Regions from separate parts of the Homo sapiens genome. Here regions 1 and 3 are each linked to region 2. Evidence: chromatin loops called from intact Hi-C (ENCODE). Cell type or tissue: IMR-90. All regions are shown on one strand.

Region 1 (8,000 bases), 1.3 Mb after region 2:
AGCTGGCCAAAATTCAGACTCCTGTTTTCTTGGGGAAGGAGTGAGAGAGCTTTTTATAGGCACGAAGTAGTTCTCTCTCCTGTTTCCAAAATTTGCTCTCACTGCCAATTCACCTCAAATAGTCTTCATACCCATAATATCTACAGGGCTTATAGCGTCTATACCATATCAGTGACATGCAGAGTGGAGATAAATGTCAATCACATTGATCCTAATAGATGAATTTGAGGGAAGAACAGAATGAATTCTGCTTTGGTCAACTGGAAAAAATGTTTCCAAATAAAAACAAAGTTAACATTATCAATAAAGTATTGACAAATTATAATATTCACAGCTCTACATAAACTTCATCAGTCAACTTTCCTTGAAGTTAAATTCCTTCAAGTTAGCACATTAATGGAGACATAGAAGGAAATGGGAGGAAAACATAAGAGGTTTCCCAGAATTTATACGTCCCTTTCTTCACCCATCTGTTTTAAAAGGCAAAAAATATTTTATTTTAAAGAAATTGGATTGCCTTCAAATAGACCTTTGAGAACCTCCTACTGAGTGACTTTAGGCTCTAAGTACTAGTGGTAACCCTCTGAACTGTTCTATCCAAAGGGTTTCCAAGGTATATTTTGCAATCAATTGAATAATGTTTGAGCAATGCAGAATTCTAGGTAATTTGAAAATAAATTCAGTGCTCCAACTCCATTATAAAAAGTGCTAAACTACTAAGATAATTCTATTTTCAGTCCTAATCAGGTATTATCATTGGCTTTCAAATTCTGATGCTTAAAAATAACAACCAATGCTAAACTATGATAAATACTAAGAACATCAACCCCAGCCATCCAAGTATCTAGAATATTCTATATATGAAATAAGGAAATAAGATAATTATTTCTATATATGAAATAAGGAAATAATACTTCCAAATTATTGGTTCCTATTTTCCATAGTTCTTTCTAACCGAAGATAAGTAACCTACTATATTATTCTAAGTAGTTACCAAAAATAAAATCCTAGGTGTTATGTTTAAATAAATGGGGAGGCAGGAATTGCAGTTTTCTTTCCCCTCGTTAAAAAATTCAAAGACAGGTGGTATGGTGGCTCACACCTGTAATCCAAGCACTTTGGGAGGCAAGAGGCGGGGGGATCCCTTGAGCTCAGGAGTTCACAACCAGCCTGGGCAACATGGGGTAACCCCATCTACATCAAAAAGACAAAAAATTAGCTGGGCATGGTGGTGCACACCTGTAGTCCTAGCTACTTGGGAGGCTGAGGTGGGAGGATAGCTGGAACCTGGGAGGTGGAGGTTGCAGTGAGCTGAGATTGCACCACTGCACTCCAGCCTGGGTGACAGTGTGAGACCGTCTCAAAAACAAACAAACAAAAACCACAAAGACAATGTAGAAAGATGAAATACACTCGGATTATTTATCTGATTGATATCAGAATAATTTAAATGTTGTAGGTAAAATATTTAGAATAGGGGTGACAGAACTACTCAAAACATTCACTTAAGATACACAATTAGTTTCTAAAATATGCACATTCCTGGTTTCATATTTATACATATGGTATTTTGCTTAATACCCAAGATGCAAAAATACGAATACATAGAAGATATCAAATCTATATGATAAAAATTGTCATATAATTTATATATACTTCATAGCCTTCTAACAGAAGTGATACATTTTTTTTTTCCTGATAGTGGCAACTCAATTTTTCTTTGGAATAAAATAATTTTGGAACGAAGGAAATCTGCAAATATTCTCGTCCTTACTTTCAATGTGAAGATCTTGTCAAATTTTTTCAAATCAAATGAGGGACTATAAAATATGTTTCAAAACATTTTAGTAAATAAGGTATTTATCCGTATCTATCATGTGAATGTACTATTCAGAAAAATTCCTGCAAAACTCTAGTATAACGCAGAAACACATTAAATTAAATTAAGTGTAATCTTAGTTCTGGGGAGAAAAATGTGTTTAAGTTGCTGCACTTTTTTTTTTTTTTTTTCAAAATTGTGTGTTTGTTAAGTCATATTGAAATATGTATCTGTATTAAGTTATAGCAGGATATTTAGTTCTCCTGTATTACTACTGAGGTATATTTGTTCACATTTATTTATACTGAAAGACACTAATGTTCAAAAGTTAGAATAAATACAAAAATGCATCTTGTACTTTGCTGTTTTAACCACTTGATACCTTAGGTGTACATCTTCCTTTATGATAACAAATACCAGGCCACAGACTGATTCAGCTTTAGTCATATAATACTGTAACACTCAAATGGGTTTCAAAATATAAACATCTCTGCTCTTGGATAGTTTTTTTGGGGGGGATTATCCTTCAATACATAACAGATGCAAGTATGTGCAACTGGGTGGTAGGAGGGAATTATTTTTATTATGAAAAGGGATGGATCCTTTTCAAAAAGGGACAGATCATATTTATTAAAAATAATTCCCTTAAAAACTTTAGATCTTGGGCCACATTTCACAAAAATTTTGGAATGATATTAAACAGTCTTTCCTCTTTTTAACAGCTGGATACTAAAAGTCACCCAATTTAATAGCCTTTAAGGCAATAATATGGAATCAAGTCTCAAATTGGATGCAATATTCTGCTGCAGATTACTTGTTGTCTAAGTGCATCAATTCACTGGTTGGGCAGTCCATAAAAAAGAATTTAAGCTAACTCAAATATTTGGGAGGAAAAAAAAGAAGAGAGAGACTAAAGCATGTCAAACTTGCTTCCTGAGAAATTGTCTCATTGCATAAGTTAAGCATGAGAATTTCCACCTCTGTAAATCTCTCATGCAAAAATAGGCTAACACCTAAAATAAATCTGTCATTATTTATATTATTTAATAAATGAAAGGAAATAAAATAAAAGTTGAAATCTGGGCCGGGCGCAGTGGCTCACGCCTGTAATCCCAGCACTTTGGGAGGCCGAGGCGGGTGGATCACGAGGTCAGGAGATTGAGACCATCCTGGCTAACATGGTGAAACCCCGTCTCTACTAAAAATACAAAAACAAAAAATTAGCTGGGCGTGGTGGCAGGCACCTGTAGTCCCAGCTACTTGAGAGGTTGAGGTGGGAGAATGGCGTGAACCTGGGAGGCGGTGCTTGCAGTGAGCCGAGATCACGCCACTGCATTCCATCCGGGGCCACAGAGCAAGACTCCGTCTCAAAAAAAAAAAAAAAAAAAAAAAAAAAAAAAAAAAAAAAGTTGAAATCTGTTGTTTCTTAAATCATATCTTCCAGATTACCTAAAACTAAAATCACGACCCAAAATCTGAAAAACTATAATTTTAAATTTTATTATATAGGTTTTCTCAATAACTTCCCAACACAAAGCAAAAAACACCAACCATTCCCAAAAACTACAGATACATAGTTGAGTCTATAAGTTAGAAGGCAGAAAAATATTAACTTCAAAGAGTTTAATGATGAATTAGTACTGTATTTCTGAAAACATTGGTGATACTGAAATAATACACCAATAGACATGACCAATATGATCCTGGCAAAATGCACATCTCGCTGGTCAAGCAGAAATATATCCTTTTACAAATGTTCTGAGGAACAATGCTTAAAATTATACAAGGGTTTAAAATATAATTTTAATGAAGTATATATAAAGTGTACATGAAAAGGGGAAATATGAAATCTGGCAAAAGTCTTTTGGCTTTCTTACAAATGGTATCCTTATAATTCCCCAACTATCAGAGGATGACATATTTTTCTAGAAAAAATAAAACGACTGCAATTGTATTTCCTATGATGCTTTATGTATCAGAGTCACTTGCAGATTCTGGTCTGCTGTCATCTGGCCCATCACTTTCCTTGTCCCAGTCTTTCATAGATGCTCCCATCATGAAATCATCACGTAGGATCGTCCAACCTGGGCCTTCTTCTGATTTCACTTCAGTCTAAGGAAAATTATAGAATCAAAATATTCAAAAGTCAATTCCATCATAAGGAAACAAAAAGGTACAAGCTACAAAACAAACTTTTCAATGCTTAGTTTTTAAAATAGGGGTAAAACCAAGAGAAATTATAAATCGACTTACTTTATACACTATGATTATACTATGATTATATATGTACAAATGTATAATAAAGAACTAAACATTAATAAAATATTGTATGGACTCCATAAAAGAAACATGAAAGCAAAATAAAAAAATTTTTTTGAAGTGAGGGAAAAAATATAAATCTAGGTTTGGTATTAATTTTTTAAGCACTTCTGACAACAAAAAACAGACTTACAATACTATTTAACCTTCAGTGATAATTTACTAGAAAATTTTGGGCAAATTATTTCACCGCAACTGACAATTTAACAAAGGCATTTAACCCAAAGTAAATTAAAAGTGGGAAAAAGAAACTACATTGGTACTATGCTAGGTTTTTTAAGATGCCATCTCACTTAATGTTTTTATAAAAATTTGAACCAAATGTTCTTTATTTAGGTTATGAGCTCACTGCCTGACCCAATCATGTAATCAAAGACTAATCGTATGTTGAAATTATAAATAAATGAAGCAGGCAATAAACATAATAGGTAGTCAATTCGTTTCATTTAGTCACAGGATTTATGTGGTACTAATTACAGCCTTTCATTTCATGGTACAACAGTACCACCTTGTGGTATCAATTAAGTAATACAATAGATGCAGCACTCAAAATTTTTCATTCCTTCCACAAATATTTATTGAGAATTAGCTGTGTATCAAGCACTATGTTAGAAACATAGTGATGAACAAAACGAAGTTCCTGTTTTCAGGGGGCTAACAGTCTATGCATATCTATTTATGTCAATCACAGAAATACAAAATTTTGTAAAAACCTAAGGTACAAGAACCCATGACATTTGGTTAGAAAACAGTGTTATCATTATGCTGTCATTAACTACATAAAAACAGTTTAAAATATAATATATATTAAAGATATTTGCTGGGTTACAAGAGATTACTTACCTAACTGCTATAGCTTCCCTTTATTTAAAAAAAGATAGCCCTGAAACATTCATTCCATTTAAAAAAAAAAAAATTGACCACTATTACAAGCAAATAGGAAAACTGTCCTATTGGCTCACTCTTGTCTTCTTGAGGTCAAAATATCAAGCAGAGCTTGTGCTTAAATATAACTTGAAGACTGAATGGGATATAAATGTAAGCAAAGATTTCAGAACTGACTTCGTATATCAAACATCAGCACACTTTTTACTATAATTTACCCAACATACAGAAATAAATAAAAAACATCTGTGCTATTTAAAAACCAACATAAAACAGTTCCAATGCTTCTCACGTCACACTGATAGGAGAACAATAACGTAGGAAGATAACTGGAGTATATTAACAACTTTTCATTTATTTCTACAATATCAAACCTACTCTTAAAACTGAAATTCTACTTCTATTAGATTGTTAGCTAGCTGGATAAAAGGCCATTTTCCCTGATTTTCACTCTGTCACCCAGGCTGGAGTGCAGTGGCGTTATCATGGCTCACAGAAGCCTCGACCTCCCAGGCTCAAGTGATCCTCCCACCTCAGCCTCCAGAGTAGCTGGGACTACAGGTGCACACCATCATGCCTGGCTAATTTTTTTTTTTTTTTTTTTTTTTTTTTTTTTTTGTAGAGACAGGGTTTTGCCATGTGGTCCAGGCTGGTTTCGAGCTCCTGGGCTCAAGCAATCCACCTGCCTTGGCTTCCCAAAGTGCTGGGATTATAGGCAAGAGCCACCACACCCAGCCAACCCAGGTTTTCTTTAAATAAAAAACTGATGTTCACAGTGAACAAAAATCCACTTAGAACCAACAATTATAACACCTCTCCTGTCAAAGTAAGAATTCAAAGCTTTCAATTAAATTCGGAAAAGTGTATAGCCATATCAAAATTGCTGACTAGCAAAGACCTATCCTGCCTTTGATATTTGAGTTTACATATGAACAAGTACAATCTCAGTGTGAAGCCTCTATGTTAGGCAAGTACACCCAATATGCCATCAACACGTTACCGAAAGAGCACACTGATCCCATGTGACTGACTCAACACAGAGTGTTTCTACAAGAGAGCTCACCCTGACAACCAACCTCTAGTTGGACTGAGCTACTCCTCTACTCCTCTCCTAGGTAGCATCAGAAAACCCGCAGGCAACAGAAGAACGAAGAAGAAAAGGGAACATGGAAAAAAAAATTTTTTTTTTTTTTGAGACGGAGTCTCGCTCTGTCGCCCAGGCTGGAGTGCAGTGGCGCAATCTCGGCTCACTGCAAGCTCCGCCTCCCGGGTTCACGCCATTCTCCTGCCTCAGCCTCCCGAGTAGCTGGGACTATAGGCACCTGCCACCATGCCTGGCTTATCTTTTTGTATTTTTAGTAGAGATGGGGTTTCACCATGTTAGCCAGGATGGTCTCAATCTCCTGACTTCATGATCTGCCCGCCTTGGCCTCCCAAAGTGCTGAGATTACAGGCGTGAGCCACCGTGCCCAGCCCACAAAACTTTAAACGTGTATTTCAGAAAGAAAGGAACAATAGTAGACCAAAGGAAGGAATTCACTAATTAAAATGGTGACACCAACTATATTGCATGCTTGTCTTGAAAGATGATTGCTGTAAACATGTATTTTAGGCAAGAAGAGCAACAACAGACTAAGTACAACGTTTTACTCAATTGTCCAACGTAAAGAATAACAGGAAGAGCTTTACAGGGGGATTTTGGTGATGTTTTTGTTTCTTGGTTTCAAGGATCAATATAGTCTGTATCAGTGATTCTTAAAGTGTGATCTTTACACCAGCAGCATTATCTGCATAACTTGAAAATATGTTATTAGCAATTCAAAATCTCGAGGCCTGTTAAATCAGAAACTCCAGGCATGGGGCCTAGCAATCTGTTTTTATAAGCCAGTCAGTGATTCCGGTGCATGTTAAAGATAATTATTTATTTGCTTTACATAAACAAACATTTTTTCTTAGTGATGGTTTTTGTTCACTGCTATAAGACCAAGTACACTTTATGGCTGAGAGGGAAAGATTTTAGAAAATCTAATATTCGATTTTGTAAATCTAATGTAAAATTCAGCACTGTATGCCTTAAGTATGGACATCATTCAAGCTAATCATTACAGTAGCATTTTTACACTGTGAAGCAACAATTTGGAAAAAAAAGACACAATAGAAAATTTATAAAAACAAGTGTTGTTAACACATTTTAAAAACAGGTATGTTAGATGGCATCTGTCAAGATGGCAGCTCAAGAAAACCTTGTTTAAGGCCAGGCGTGGTGGCTCACACCTGTAATCCCAGGAGTTTGGGAGGCTGAGGCGGGCAGATCACTTGAGGTCAGGAGTTTCAGACCAGCCTGGCCAACATGGTGAAACCCCGCTTCTATTAAAAATACAAAAAATAGCCTACGCATGATAGCACAGGCTTATAATCCCAGCTACTGGGGAAGCTAAGGAGGGAGAATCACTTAGGAGGAGGAGGTTGCAGTGAGCCGAGATCACACCACTGCACTCCAGCCTGAGCGACGGAGTAAGACTCTGTCTCAAAAAAATAAAGAAAACCTTGTTTTAAAGGCAGCAGAATGACTCTTTAAATTCTAATCCCTACATTTGCTAAAGACACACGTAGAAAGAAAAAAGGCAGAGGGCCCATGCTAAAGTGGCAGTTTGAACATAAACAACTAGTCTTGCTCAACTGCTATATTCAATAAAACTACAGAAAAGTGATTTGTTGTTTTAAAGACATAACTCAGAAGGTCAAGATCAGAAAAGACAATATCAACACAATTTTGAAGGTGAAGGAGATGGACCAGAAGACACCAGGAAAGTTAAATCCTAAGACTGCAACTATCACACTGACAAAACCAACCCTATTTACACTGCAGAATCTGCAAAAGAAACAGAAACTGGCAGTATGTATCAGGGACTTCTGGAAGTTAAGGGTTGAAGTGGAAGAACCAAAATAAAAAGCACTGGGGTGAAAGGTATGCTTT
Region 2 (8,000 bases):
ATGAGGTTTTGGGTTTTTTAAAAATCTCACTGATATTAGGTTGGTGCAAAGGTAATGGCAAAAACCACAATTACTTTTGCACCAGCCTAATACTATCCATAGACAAAAACATTGTATCTTGGTTTATTCTACATTTTATAGGTTGGTGCAAAAGTAATTGTGGTTTTCACCTTTTTTTTTTTTTTTTTTTTTTTTGAGACGAATTCTGGCTCTGTCACCAGGCTGGAGTGCAGTGGTGCAATCTTGGCTCACTGCAACCTCCACCTCCTGGGTTCAGACAATTCTCCTGCCTCAGCCTCCCGAGCAGCTGGGACTAGGGGCATGCACCACCATGCCCAGCTAATTTTTGTATTTTTAGTAGAGACGGGGTTTCTACTACGATCATGTTGACCAGGATGGTCTCGATCTCTTGACCTCGTGATCTGCCTGCCTCAGCCTCTCAAAGTGCTGGGTTTTTACCTCTTTTTAATGGCCAAAACTGCAATTACTTTTGCACCAACCTAATAAACAATTCGATAAACATTTCTTGAGTTCATCACACACTTGGATGAGTGCTGCAGCTATCTGGATGAAAAGCTATGATTCCTGCCCTTAACAAATTCATAGCCTAGTAGAGAAGACAGAGGACAAATAATTGTTTTAGAGATTGTAAAACCTGGTGATTTAGTGACAGGCTTGGAATGACATCCTCTGGATCTGAATCTTTTCTCTTGCCATATACTAACTGTGTGCTCTTGAATAAGTTTCCTAATGTCCCTTTATCTCAGAAAGGATAATCAACATCTAAATAAGGGTAAAAACTGTACCCTCTTATAAAGTTATTGTGATAATTAAAAGAATTAATACATGTATGAAGTGTTTCAAACAGTGCCTGGCAAAAAACAGAAGTCTAATAAATGTTAGCTTCTACTGTGATTCCTCAGAATTATGGCGGCAATAAAATAAATGCATTTGCATCAAAATCACCTGGTGATGGGGGAAGCTTAGTAAATGCAGATTCCTGGGCCTCCATCTCAGAGTTTCTAATTTAGTAGGTCTAGGTGGAGCTTGGGCTTCTGCTATTTTAATAAGCACCCGGGTTGGAGGTCTTTTTAAAGGGGTGGTGGCTGGCGAAAAGTTGTGGGTGATGAAGTTAGAAAGTGAAAGTAATTTCTGGAGAGTACCTGAGACCATCTAATTAAAGCATTTCAGTGAATAAATGGGTCAAATTGGTTTCTGATTTCATGTGGACAAAAATGAGGGATGGAGTAGAAGTTCGATCTTGCAGTTTGTCATGGTGGTGATAAGTAGAAACAGTCAATACTGTGCTAGTTAATCATTATGTCATATTCTCTTCTGATAACCAGCACTGAGCATTTCTAGGGAGAATTCAGCTTAGATGCTGGTAGTGGGGATATTTAGACACAGCAATGAGTTAAAAATAAGGATGTGAGCTCTCTCCCTCTTCCTCTTATGAATATCTCCCAAAAAAAGGTAGGCTTTTACCCATCTGAGGTGTTTAGATATTTGGGATATTTTAGATATTTTAGATTTGGATATTTGGATGCTTGGGAGTACTTAGGTAATGCCTCAAAATATCTACTCCATAAAATGAGAAGGGATCTTGGGGAAAAATGTTACTTTCTCTTTCTGTAGCATTAATAAAACTATGGAAATAGTGAGGGAATAGTCAATGGTCTTATAGTACAGATAAATAAATGAATTTCCGGCAGAATACGTGATTTTCTTCCTGCATTGTTTTAGACGAGATCGGGTGCGTTCAGGGTGGTATGGACGTATACCTTGCATTGTTTTAAACCAAGGGGATTTTACAGTGAATTTGAACAAGAAGAAAGTTCCAAGTGAAATCTGGCCATTGCTTTACATTTAATCTTTACATTGCTTTATGGTAGAACAAAACTTTTTGTCAGTTGTATGGTGGATTCTATGATTCACCTGATCCAGCAGGGGAAAGAAGGAGATTCTTTGGGAAACCTTGTTTGGTGACATGCAGTTGTTGGTGAGGTAAAGGGAAGGGACTAAAAAGGTAGTCAGAAATTGATTAGTTGTCAGAGACATTCAAGGGTCACCTTTGTTTTTTCTTTCTTTTTAAAATTGTCATTCTTCAGACATTCTATAGATGCTGTTTATTTATCATGCTATTAGCAGAAACTATGCTGCTCTAAAAAGTTACATAATCAAACCAAATCCTTATCCAATTTCACTGCAGTGGGACTCTGCCCACTGTGTGCTGCTCCATTATTATTGTATCAGCTTTTTAGCAATAATTGACGTCTATCTGATATAAAAATTGATACTTGGCAGAGGAAAAGAAAACCTGTTCTTTTGTGCTTAGGGCAAGTGGATGGTAACTTGCTTAAAACCCGTTTGGGAGTCAAATTGGAATATCTCTCAGCAACATTTCCCCACTTAGGTACAGTAACCGGAAGGTAGCATCCAAAAAATGTAAACCATTGTTGGGCTTCTGGATGTCTCTGAGAGAGCCTGTGTTTAGATTAATGGACGGTCGACTGAATAGGGGGTCATGATGAGTGGCCAGACTCTTTGCAACACAGTAGGCCTATTGTACATCTAACAGCGACTCAATTCAAAGCGATTCATGGCTTGGATGCTTCTGTAAATATACATTAGCCTTTAAGCAAACCAGGAATTATACCAGCTTTTATTTTTTTCTTTAAGAGAAGAAAATAAGAGAAAAAAGAATGAAACAAACACCAGAGAACTTTCTTTTGCAACAATGCCTTCTTTTCCTTTTGACATTGTTTTTTAAAGTTGCGGCAGTCCTGGGTGAATGAATATGGGTTTTTATCCCTTGAAACAGAGGCCTGCTGTCTGATGCAGGCTTCTTTTTCCTGCTTGATTGGCAGGACTTTCTGTCTCACTCCCATTAGAGAAGAAATACTGTTTAGATTTCGACACAAGATATTGCCAGTGGAATAAATAGTGCCATTTTCATGATAAAGTGGATGTTTAAGATTAAGGGTTTATTTAAGCCCACTGGTGAGCGACATTCCACTTGAATTAGGAGACACTCCTACAGGAAACAAATTTTATCAACCTAATTTTGTATTTTCCAAGCTTTTCCTGAGCAGCAGACAGAAGCAAAGATGTCGCCATAACCTTCTGTAGATGTCGCCATAACCTTCTGTTGATAGCGGAAAGCAACACCCAGGAGTAAGCGCTTGCAAGGTTAAGACAAAGAGCTCCCATGTACACGGCAGAGGGCGCTCGAGGACTGGCTGCGAGGAGTAGTTGGAACCGACTTCCCCGCTTCTTTCCTTCTCTTTTAAATGTAGGACAGGAAAAATAAAAGGATCATCAGCCAGAAAACAAAGGGCGCCAGAGAGCCAAATGTATGCAGCTGAAGAACTTGAAAAAAATTCTGGGGACTCAAGAGAGGAACCCATATTCTCATTCTCGTTGTCAGTCATTTTGCAGCTGTCCTGGCCTAGTATCACCTTCTCTTCTCCAGCCACATCCCCCACTTCACACTCCCTCAATTTGGCCCTCCGAGATTTGGTCCCGTTGGCCAGAGCCATAGGCTGCCTTTAGGAAAACCCCTGGCTCGCATGACGTCACCACGCTCATAGGGAGCGAAACTTCCCAAGCACCCCCACGGATGGTGCTAACAAAAGTTAAGCAGCGCCCCACCTCCTGTGTGCAACAGGGGTATCCTCCTCACCCCCTTTTTTTGTAAGGGAGGTGAGGTGGGAGGAGCTGACGTCGGGACACCTGGTTCTCAGCCCAGCGCTGCCCCCAGGGGCCTCCCTTAGTCTTTGTATTCCTGTTCTTCATTTGTAAAATGAGGGAATTGGGCTAAATGGTCTCTAAGCGCTCAGGTTATGCCGTTTGTAAAATTATAAGTGAGAGGTTGAGTCACCCCAAAGCAAGATTTTTAGTGCAAAATTTTGAGGGAATTGAGGCAAAGTGTTTTTTTCCTCTCTTCTTCCTGGAGTGTGAATTACCTGATTAAAAGTCTTGACTATTTCACTTCTATCTCTGTGGTGTATCGATCAAAAAGTTTATTGAACTTTTACCCTATGATCAAAATGGAGACGAGCAGATTAGATTATACCTTAATTAGCAGTTTTCTTTTTGCTAATGGTTTATTTATGAGTTCACAGCAATTTCTTAATATTAAGTTAAAAATATTGCCTGATAAACTGACAGATTACACTTGCATTTTCTCTTTTGTTCTCAGAATAAACGTTAAATATTCTTTTTTGGGGGGGATGTTCTAATTTAATTGGCCCTAATGAGAGCCAGATTGCTCATTAGAATAAAAAGGAAAATGACAATCTGTGTCACGTTTATCATCCTCAGTGATGGGCAAGGTTGTACTAAGGTTTGGAATAAGTAGACAGATGTAGAGACTAAGAGGGGCTCTGATAAACAGAGATATTGAATGTAGATAATAAGCCAATCTTAAAATTAAGCATGTGTTTACATTGTGTTCAAAGACTATGACGCCATTGGGAGACAGAATGTGGGGAGAGTTTAGCAACAGCCCTCTCAGCTGGTGACTTCAGGACAGAAACTTCTCAGTTCTCAGCAGGGGCTCCCTAAACAGCAGGCATAAGTGGATAAGTCAGTTTTGTCAAATATAGGAAAGTATATCATGTTTCAGAAGAAGACCAAAACATTATTTCAATATGAGTAAGAGTTTTCTCTTTTACCTAATAAGTGAAATGCTCACCAGTTTTATTCTGGAATGTCAGTGTGGCCCATTTTCCCTTAAATATTTGTGCCAGCAATTTCATAGTTTCCTTGGGGGCATATTTTAAAATCTATTTATCTCCACAGTGTCTACTTTGCATGGGGCTTTTGCAATAAGAGGTGCTCAAAGGCAGTTGTTGAACTGAATGTTCATATTAATTTTTTCCTCTTTAATGCAACAGAACAGCTACAGAAACAAACAAACCAAAAAAAAAAAAAAAAAAGAAAAGAAAAAAGAAATAGCCCTGCATGAAGTCACAATTTGGCTCATGCTAGGTGCTGAGTCCATTTCCAGCTCTAATGACTGGATACTCACCACCAGCTTTATCTAGGCTGCTGGGAATGAGCTGCACCAGTTGGAAGACACACTACTTATTGTTCAGATCGTTAAGCATGAATGTGCTAAGCATCAAAACTCAGATTTAGTGCAAGCTTAAAGTGGCCATTTCTTAGATCCAGCATTCTGAGTTTCAAAAAAAGAATGTTTTTGTATGTTAATACTAATGCCACTTTCTATTTGAGTCACTTCTGAAAAACAGTTCTGTGCTAGGGCAGTGCAATATATAGTTCTGTGACATTACTTAGTGAGAACCAGCAGCAGTGTGGCAAAGTGCTTAGTTGAATCAGAGCCATACAGAATCATATTTATGCTTACATAGGCGTTGTTGCATTTGGGAGAACGTGTTCACGGGAAAGGGTGGTGATGATGGTGGTGGTGGAATAGTATGTGATGTGGTTAGAAACCCTGTTTTTCCATTCATTGTTTAATCTTTGATTCTTCATCTATAAAATGAGACCTCTTGCCATTGAGTTGTTTGAAGGCTGAGAAAAATATATGTAGAGTCCGTAAACATATTCAAAAGTAGGCATTCAAAAATAAGCTATTTTTGTTATTTAGGTTCTAAAAAGCTCTTTTCTTCCCAACTATATTTCCAAAGAGCTGTCAAATAATGTACTTAGTTTTTGATTAAGACTGATGCTTTCCAGAATTACTGGGACAGAAACACTAACTACTCATTAAAATAATCCTTTGTGCCTTCAAGGGTTCAGTTCTTTTCTTCTTTCTCTATTTTCATTCTACTTCTCTCCTCAGAACAGTTTCTAAATTCTGCTTCCATCACATCTATTTGATAATAATCTAATATGCTACTCTTCCTGAGAATATTTCATTATTAGTAGGGAACAAATCTATCCACTAAGAAATAAAGTATGGAATGGGAATTTTAAGCGTTGGTGAACACATTGGAACATGTTTTTTTAGAGTACTAGGAAGTTTTCAGTGTTTTTGAAATTAAACTCATTGGTGGTAACTATGGCATGAAACAGATCATCTATTAAATCATCAGAAATTAAGGATTAAATAATTTATCTCACCAGTTACTTATCTAGAAAGGCAATGAGGAAAAAACATTTACATTCACTCATTTATTTAAATTTTTTTTTTTGAAATGGAGTCTTGCTCTGTCGCTCAGGCTGGAGTGCAGTGGTGTGATCTCAGCTCACTGCAGCCTCCACCTCCTGGGTTCAAGCAATTCTCGTGCCTCAGCCTCCCGAGTAGCTGGGACTAAAGGCACAAGCCATCATGCCCAGCTAATTTTTGTATTTTTAGTAGAGATGGGGTTTCACCATGTTGGCCAAGCTGGTCTCGAACCCCTGACCTCAAATGATCTGCGCACCTCAGCCTCCCACAGTGCTGGGATTACAGGTGTGAGCCACTGCGCCTGGCCAATATTCAAAATATTGAATACTAAAAATATTCAATATTTTTAAGTGATGGATTATTATGAGCCAAGAACCATTGGTGCTGAAGAGTCAAAAGGCTTGAGGCACAGTCCTTATACAGAGAGTTCCCAGCCTAGAATCAGAGAGAGCAACAGCAATGCACTGATAACCCGGAGGCAAAGTGGGGATGACTGAAAGAAGGTTGTTGAGGAACCAGCTCTGACCACCATGGTCTTCAGAAAGCACACTGCCTCCCTCTGGAATGAGAAGGCTGCACAGGCCATGCCAGGTATAACCTGGGCAGTTGAGAATTTCCACTGGGGCCATGTATTTGTCCATGGACAATGGACTGGATCTGTCTAGAGAATTATTTTTTGAGCAGAAAATTCTCTCAAAACATAAGCAAGATTATGGAGTCAGTGGAAAGTGATGTGACCTCTGTTTAACCTTGGGACTATTTATAATTTTAAACTTTTTCACTGCCTAGGAGAACAGGGGAAAAGTCTTCTGTTTCTACCCTTATATCTTCTATTATACTAATTGCAGGAAGAAGGCTTCTAAAGTCCACCATTAAAAGCAGTAAGGAAACTCTACCCATGACATGAAACACTACACCAAGCCAATGTAAAATTGAGTTACAGGCTCACAGGATTGTGGCCTTTATTTGAAGTTGTCAGCTGTGCTATTGTGGGTTAACTATTCTGAAAGCATACATCTTTTTTTTCCTAGGCAGTAAAGCTGTTTCTGTAGCCTTATTTTATTTGGGAACTATGCTGTGCTTAAATATAGTTTGTGGGTGAAATTGTTATAAGCTGGCATTTGTACTTTATATGATTTTGTATTAGGAAATTTTAGTTAAATAAAAACACTCACAGGAACTCGGGCAAATGTCTCTTATTCAGAGCATGCTTTGTAGGTTCTCACCGTGTTACATTCTAAAACCATAAGTTTCCTAAGAAGCAATGCAAATAGGAAACAGTAAACAGGGTGGAACACAAGAATTCAAAGCACCATGGGATCCAATTAGTCCTAGCAATTTGATAAAAATAAATTTTAAAGTCATGTACCTCCTTGTTAAGTATTGTGACAAATGTTCACTTATTCTGATGACGCCAATATTGAGGGGATGAACTGAGGAAATATGAGGGAAGGCTATCACTCAAGGAGCCCTATGTATACAGAAGCCTCTCAGAATTTAAGGTGCAGTCATTGTCAATTTTTTTTTTTACTGTGTGTATTTCAGTTAATAAGGTATCAGACATTAAACTTAAACATTGCATTTAAGTACACGATTATGAGATATGCAGTGCAGACTGAAGATGTTACAATTAGCCAAACCTATGGAGAGAAACAGAACATAAGAGAATGAACTGAAAAGAGTATCATGGCAGGAAACACATACACAATTTCATGACAGCCTTTCAGGGCATTTTCTCTGTGGCTATGTGAACTTGCTGAATCAGTGGGCTTCTATTCAGATCACCAAATGCGGAGACAAAGGCAATAGCATTGGTAGCTGGATGGCTTTTCCTATTGCCTTCAAATAGGGCTGAAAGCTGAGG
Region 3 (8,000 bases), 150 kb before region 2:
AGATGCTTAAAACAACACAAATTGATTATCTTATCGTTTCCATGGGTCAGAAGTCCGGGCACATCACGGCTTAGTGGTCCTTCTGCTCTGAGTCTCACAAGACTGAAATCAACATTTTGGCAGGGCTGCTTTCCTTTCTGAAGTCTCAGGATGAATCCACTTCCCAGCTCCTTCAGGTTGATGACCTGATTCAGTTCCCTGCAGTTGTAGAACAGAGGTTCCCATTTCCTTGCTGGCTGCCCACCGGGAATCAGGCTTTTCTCCTAGAGGCTGCTCCATTCCTCCTCATGCTTCCCGTGGTGCTCCCTCCCGCGACTAATTGAGTCTCTCTTACCTCTCGAATCTAACTTCTCCTTCTGCCAACCTCTCTCTCATTCCCACTGGAGAAATTACTCTGCTTTTAAGGGCTTATGTAATTAATTAGATTGGACCCCCTAGATGACTCAGGATAGTCTCCCTAGCATAAGGTCAGCAACCTACAAAGTTTCTTTTGCTATGTAATGGAACATATTCACAGGATCCAGGGAGTAGGGCATGGGTATTTTTGGAGGGCCATTAGTCGGTCTGCTAAACATGGTTCAGAAATCATTTTCTCTTTAAAGAAGAGCTCTTACAGTCATGAGATTTTCCATGGGTTTTAAGTACCTACAGTTACTGGATGAATCTTAAAATTAAGGAATTTTAGAGGCATCTTAAGATTCATGAGGTTCAACTTCCTCATTTCACAGATGAGGAAATCAAATGGAATTACTTGCCTACACTTACAGGAGACTGGTAAAAGAGTCAGTGGTACCTCCCACGTTTCTTGATTTCTGGTCCTTCATGGCTCAGGTACTCAGAAATCATGATGGAGTATGTTATTGAAAGGGTGAATCATTAAGAAGAAATAAATGAAAAGTCTCAGCAATTGGAAAACCAGGATTTTGTTTTGCCTCCTTCCATATAGGAAACATTTGTAAGATAGAATTCTGGCAGTTATTTGTTGAAGGGTCATTTTATACCATCCTCTCATATTTAAATGTGAATAGTGGACATTTTTTTTAAAAAGACTTAATTCTAAATGATATCTGTGATATCAGAGATATTTAAAATTTTTCTTATTCAGATATTTCAGATAAAAAAGAGTGTTTTTTTCTTCTTAATATAGAATAAATAACATTGTTTCTTTAATGAAACCCAAGAGGATGAGGATGAAAAGGAGTGCAAGAGGACAGAAAGAGAGCTTGAAACAATCAATTCTTGGGAGTTCCTAAATGACAGTCAATGTTGTGCCCTTGCTGTCTGAGGCTGATATTAACACACAAGACCAGTAGTAGTTTCTTATTTGTCAGTGTCAATGGAAGTAGGAAAGAGGTTCTATCATCTATCTATCTATCTATCTATCTATCTATCTATCTATCTATCCATCTATCTATCTATCTTTCCATCCATCCACCTATGAATTATTCTTTCATTCCCACTTCATTTACTCTGTACTTACTGAGAATCTGTTATATGCCTGGTGCTATGCTAGGGGCTGGGATACGTTGAGAAATGAGATATGGCCTTCGCATGAGATCACAAGATGTGATCTTCGGGGAGCTCACAGTTTAATCAGGGAGACAGATATTAGAACAGATGTAAAAGCATGTTGCCCCAGAATTGTAACTAAAATCCCAACCTGAAAGGAAGATGCTCAAGTAATCCTATTTTTTAACAAGAGGCAAATAGGAGCCAGATATCTCCCTCCAGGGCTTACAAGGAGGAGGTAGAACTTCCCTATTAGCACCTGCCACCCTCCAAACACAGGATGAAGGGGTGGGAAGGGGAATGATGGTCCCTTACATAAGAAGTCTTGAGAATGAATGGGAGACACAGGGAATGTTTTGAGTCACTAGCCTTGTGAGGAGTGCCGTATTCATGATAAGAGGTGATTGCCACTCTCCCTTCGGGTAGCACAGGGGTTGATCTCCTTCCCCATCATCAAGTGAAGGGGTTCCCCACAATCCTGTGTAGAGATTGGGTGTGTCTGTGCAAGGCAGGGTCACTGGCATCTCATTCCTTAGGCATCAGACTTGCTGATCTGCCCCTGAGTACCAGAGAAAGGGAAGAGAATTGGAGGAAGACTACAGGGCTGCAGAAAGAGTACCACAATCAGCACAGCCACCAGTTAGTCTGGCAGGGGTCTGTGAGTCTCTAGTGGATAGAGTGGAACCTGCAGAGATGGCTGGGCTTGAGCCCTTTTGATGCTACTCCACTTGAGAGAGCTACACACAGGATAAGGGGACCCCATCAGCAAAGGGCTATGGGAGATGCAGCATGAATGACAGGATATGGGAGGATAGAAGAGGTGAGGCAAGAGTAGCATTTGCCATGTCAACAAAACATGTAGTCAGAAGGCCCCTTCAGTGCTCTCCAGTCAACATATTCATGAGCCTCACAAAAGAGTCAGCTTTGGATTCCTCCCCACGTGCCCAGCCTTAATGGCCAGTCAGGGTTGGCCAGAGAGAGAACTGCAATGACTCCAGTTAAGTAAGGAGCTGTTTGCTCTTCACCAATCTCCCGTATCTCACTTCCTTGTTTCCATCACCAAAGAATCCAGTCCTGAGCACAGAGGTGGTGCGGTAATGAAAGAGTGTCATCCTTCACTCTCCAAGTCCCTCAAGCCATAGGTCTGATTTGCAATGAGGGAGAGGAAAAGTTTTGAATCAAATATGAGTCCAGAGTTATTAACAGGATGGAACTGAATTTTAATAACTGAAAAGTTATGACACTTGTTCGAGGTGTTAAAGGATTTACTATTGAGTGGGGAAGGAAGATTTGACAGAGTGTGAATGAAAACAGCGATTAAAAAATTTTGTTTGTTTCCCACTGATATGAAATTCCAATTCCTCAATGCAATGGTTACAAAATAAATGCAAAACAGAGGGACTGGGCTGTAATGGTGGCAAGTACTTTTTCTTTCTTGCACAACATTTTGTTTTTTTCTAGACTTCATAAACTTGTCTTAATTATCGGTTTGCTTCAGTTTCTATTTACATATTACCAATTCGACCTCAACCATTTTTATCAATTGTCAAAATCTTCTTTCAGTCTGTTGGAGTACCTAATGTGTTCTATTACATGTACTTTGCTGAAGAAGTCTCATTTAGATCTCTTTCGACCTGTTTCAGTTTGAACTGGTTGCTCTCTGTGTCTGCTTCAGAGCTATCAGCTTGTGGTCTCCCAAGAATATTTTTCTGGGAATTTCCTTTTTTTTTTTTTAAATTTCACAATGATATACCTTATTTTGTGTCTCTTTCCATCTTCTTCTATTGTGCTGGGTGAGCACTTGATGAAAATGTATACTTTCCATCAGAAATTTGTGCCTTCCAGTTTGGGACTTATTTTTTCTCTTTTGGTGAATTATTTAGCCGATGATTCTAGTCATCTGTTTTCTGTGTTCTCTCTGAATTTATCTATGGATACTAAACTCCTTGGGTTGTACCTTAGATTTTCTTATGTGTTTTTTCCCCTTTCCATTGCTTTGAATTTTTGCTCTATTTTCTGGAAGATGATCATTAAGGTTTAAAACATTGAGGTGTTAAAATCAATTAATTAGGCTAACAATGTATTTTGGCAAGCATCCCCAAATTCCCTACACTTTGGAAGAGAAGGCTATCTGAAGAAGCCATTTAAGTTATTCTCCTGGTTCCAACCACATCTGTGTCCAAACAAATGGAAATAGCTTGAAATATTCTCTCTTTCTTTGACAGCCTCCAAAGGGAAGCATCATAGAACCTTTGGCTTATAAACATTTAGGGTTGAATGGAAAATTAGAGATTTATTATGATACTCTTTTAGCAGTTGAGGGGACTGAGACCCAGAATAGTAAAATGCCTCTCACAAGGTCACATGGCTGGTTTGTGGCAGAGCAGGAACTAAAATCCAGTGTTCTATATTTTAAGTTCAGTTTTCTTTGCAACATACCACATTATCACTCACAGTCCCTGTGGAAATTTCTTCCTTGCATCTAACTGAAATTCTTCACTGTGTGTTTGAATCCCAGTTTCCTACTGTCTTTACCAAGAGTGATGAGTGTTGGCCATTGTTCCTGGCAATAGAAAGTCTTTGTCTCTGTTAGCTGTATGTTATGTTTTCCTCTGCTGGGATGGGGCGATGTCCATTTCACATTTGCACTTCTCTGAAGTTAACAAGAAAGCTGAATAATAAAAGACAAAACTGGTAGTTACTGCTGTTTGCAGTAATTTCTCAAATACTTGCATTGAAACCAAGGTTAAGATCTGGTTCCCACATGCCTGTAGGTTTCATGCAGATGTCTCCTCTCAGGGAACAGACTTTTGCTTATTTCATAACTGGCTGAAGGCATTGTTTCCACCCTGCAAAACTCTCGCCAGGTGGACAATTCAACTGGGGTCCAGAACTTAAAATGGTAGCTTTGTCTAAGGCAATCCTTTCCCTACCACTCTGTGCCTTAGTTTTTACATTTATTGACATTCTACTAATTTTGAGTTGGGCTTTCTAAACCTGCATGCACTACCTCTGTGTATAAAAATAGAATTTGATATACTCATGCCTCCTCCTCTTACTTCCTCCTACCTCCATTTGGACCTTTTGCTGTTTAAAATATGCATGATCATTTAAAACCATGAGTGTATTCTTTGATAAATATTTTTAAAAGATTCTTGGCTCAAGAGTTGTTTTGTGTTGTTTTGGAACTGGGAAGGGATCGGGCTGCAATCCAGCACTCATTATTAGATGTTTTCTCTCTGATGTATGAAGACAGCTCAGGTGGCTGTAGCTCTGCATAACCACAAGAGGGCAAGAGAGTCTAAAGAATGAGAAGAGGACCCGCCACGGAAACAAACTCCTCTTTGTTCACCTAGAGGCCAAATCATCAGATGATCTGCAAAACCTGGCAACTCTCAAGAACAATAGAGGGGCATGTATTAAGTGACCAGCTTGCTAGTCAGACCATCCAGAGGAGAGCAGCAGACTGCTAGGTCCAAGATTTATAAGCTGCAATCTTTGGCTAGTCGGCTGACCTCTCTGAATCTTTTTCTCCTCTGTAGAAATGGGTATTGCCCATCAAGCACCTGCCTGTCTTCCTTCCAACTTTTCCCAGGGGTTGGTTCCAACGCCTAATGCCACGCTTTCTTCAATGCCAAATGTCACTCCGCTGAGAAACCTTCCAGATCCCCTCATCCTTGCTCTCATACTACTCTGCACTGACCTGATAGTCTTTCTCTGGTTGTGTTCTTATTATTTGTTTCCAAGTCTGCTTCCCTCATTTGACTAGAGCTCTTGCAGGGCAGCTACTGTGTATCTTTATACCTGGCGTTCAAGGAACTGTGGAATTCTAAGCATTTCTCTCCCTTCTTTTTTGCTCCCTCCCTTCCTTTATTCGTTTATACAGGTTTTTGTTCCAAGAATCAAGATAGGCATTAGGGAGGATGTGGTCCCTGCTCTCAGGATTACAGGTTAAATAATATTTTGGCTAAAACTCCCAGTATGAAAGAGTAAGCATAAGAGCCACATGATTAGTCATTGCACTTACTGAAATAAGCAAATGTTAGCATGATGTACAAAGGGAAGAGAAGACATATCTCATTTGGCACATACTGGGGCTCAGACCACTCTTGGCTGTAAATGTAAAAAAGATGTTTCCAAAGAAATATAAAAATATATACACAAGGAGGCTTGTTTTTCATTTAATTAGAAATGAGCAGGTGAAAGGGATTTAAAGTTCTCATAGGATTCAAAAATGCCAGAGAAGCGTGGAACTGTGCAAACTCACTGTGCTCAGTGAAGAATGGTGCAGTTAGTGGTCAAGAGTGGGGCTTTGGGGTTAGAGTGAGCCAGCTTCCTCACTTACCTACCTAGGAGGGCAGGCAAGGTGCCTCACCTTCCTAAGCCCCAGCTGTTTATTTGAAAAATGAATACGAAATAGGAGACAGTTGGCTAAAGATCAAGGGTAATGCCTGGCACATGAGGGACATGTCAGCTGTTATTGACTGTGATCATCCTTCTTTTTTGTAATTGACTTCACCACATTCAATAACTTTCCACAGTGAGGATGAGCCTTACAGGAGGTGCCTGAACATCCCAAGAATGGCAGCAGATTTTTCAGGGAAACAATCATTCTTATTTGGTTGGAGGATCTAACAACGCAGCTTTGGGAGCCCCAGTCCTGTAGTGTCCTCCCTTGGGCGTGAGAATAGAACCAACCAGGGTGGCTTGGTGTGTCACCAAGGTCTGATGCTGCCCTTCCCACATTCTAACTCATTATGAGTCAATCATCCATTAATGCATCTGAACAAATTAGCTCTGATTTATAATTTTATCTTGGGAGGTGGCGGAGTCCCATAAACTGCTTTACTGCTTCGCTGATGATCATTTGAGCCAAGGGAAACAAAGGAAGAAAAGAATGAGATTTAAGCACAAGTTTTAATCACATTCCACATATAGAAATGCAACAAGTAAGCCAGCCTTTGGAAATGGCCATTATCACAAATGTATTGTGTGTCTGAGGCTTTGCAAATGTCTCTGCTAGGACAGTATGATTGCAGAGGTGCATGGAGGTTAAATACAACTTCAGAGCAGCCTCACAGTGCCTTGTATGGCTGACATGCCTTTAGATGCCCTGTGGCTTTCCAGGCAGGAAAGGGGACCCAGTAGATGTGCTGAGGTTTTCACACCTATCGCAGGCTTCTTAGTGTGAATGTGGAGCTTACCAGGGCTAGCTCTTGCAGGCTGCAATTTCCAGATAACTGGAAGTTACACAGTGATGGTGGCCATTGGTTATTCTGATTATTACAAAGAATCAGGAAAGATATTATTTACTCTTTTATTGGATTTTCCAACATATGGCAGGGTTGGGTGTGTTGCTCTCTCATCTCCAATAACGAATCGGCTTTCTCTTGGCCAGCAACTCTTGTGCGTAGGAGGCTGAATGCCTTGTTCTCTTGGGAAAGATAGACTTAGCTGCCAGGATGAGGAATCCAGCTACGCCTGGACAGGGTGGGGTCTCCAGAGAGCAATGTGAGGGAGAGGGAGGGATTGAACAAGAAGACCTGGGCTCTGGTAAAGTTAACTTTTTAATATTTACTAGGGAGCCTAGAGTTTCAGTTGATAACTGCGTGATGTGTTTGCACCAAGTGAGCCAAATGACATCCCAGAAAGCTGTGTGAGAGAAGGCTTTGCAGTAATTCAAACATAGAAAAGGACCTGGAGTATTCAGACACCACATAGTGCCCAGTGCTACAGGCTTGGGATAGCAAAAGAACCTGTACTGCGGATTCATTCATGACTTCATTTCAGCACAATGACATTATCAGGAACATTAAATTAGTGTAACTGATGTGAATTTTATTTATAAAGTTTATTTTCATTTATAGTTACATGTTTTGATTAATATATGTACCTGTTTAGGTAAGGTCATGATAATAATAATTTAAGTAAACACTAGGAAATTACAAGGTTTTTTTTTTTTAAATGAGTTCATGCATTACTCATGTTTCAGAAAGGCTAAATTAAAGAATATTTAAAAGGGTATTTTTCTGTATCAACGTTCAATCAGAAATAGAGATCCAGTATGAGTGACATGGAATAGGGGGTTTATTATTCGATCTCATGCAACTGTGGGAGCTGGTGAAGAAGTCTAAGGAAGACTGTTATCCTTTTGTCTGGTCTGATGGCGAACCTGAAGTTGCTGTACCTCTGCAGAGCTGGCAGCTGGGGAATAATAAGCTGGGCATGAAATAGCACAGAAGACAAAGAACAAACACAACTGAGAGGACAATCTGGAACCTACGACCATCCCCTACCACCTCCAAACCTGATATGCAGAACCTGAAGCAGGAAATGCGGTGGCGGCTGGTACAGCTGCAGGTTTGGCTGCAGGCTTACACTGACAGGGTGATCCCACAGATTTGCTACAACAGCCACTGGTACCTACATCCACCTTCAGAACATAATGGCTGCTACTTCACTTTTGCCCTCTGAATCTCAGGCAAACTTCT

The links. Hi-C counts contacts between places; a loop is a spot of excess contacts. Peaks named below come from ENCODE experiments on the same cell type or tissue, not always from the same donor. Only the 100,000 strongest peaks of a DNase experiment are listed, where the experiment ranks them.
Region 1: it touches region 2 in a loop (8-fold over the local background); 59 of 110 quality-filtered maps call a loop at or near these places.
Region 3: it touches region 2 in a loop (5-fold over the local background); 43 of 110 quality-filtered maps call a loop at or near these places.

The regions. Positions count from the first base shown.
Region 1 is chr1:218,326,879-218,334,878 of GRCh38, reverse strand. RRP15 (ribosomal RNA processing 15 homolog) reads right to left here. Exons shown (of 5, transcript NM_016052.4): 5 at 1-3,931. The coding sequence ends at 3,788. Among named protein-coding and RNA genes, the nearest start is that of TGFB2, 14 kb to the left of the region's middle. In IMR-90, a CTCF peak has its summit at 4,650 (motif pointing left); DNase peaks (open chromatin) are centred at 2,268 and 4,608.
Region 2 is chr1:219,656,456-219,664,455 of GRCh38, reverse strand. No RefSeq gene overlaps it. Among named protein-coding and RNA genes, the nearest start is that of ZC3H11B, 47 kb to the right of the region's middle. RefSeq lists enhancers at 3,079-3,128, 3,075-3,369 and a silencer at 3,083-3,282. In IMR-90, a CTCF peak has its summit at 3,222 (motif pointing right); DNase peaks (open chromatin) are centred at 3,225 and 4,525; H3K27ac peaks cover 571 bases.
Region 3 is chr1:219,809,609-219,817,608 of GRCh38, reverse strand. The region is part of intron 2 of LOC105372926 (a long non-coding RNA gene); the gene reads left to right. Among named protein-coding and RNA genes, the nearest start is that of SLC30A10, 110 kb to the left of the region's middle. In IMR-90, a CTCF peak has its summit at 4,801 (motif pointing right); a DNase peak (open chromatin) is centred at 4,828; H3K27me3 peaks cover 471 bases.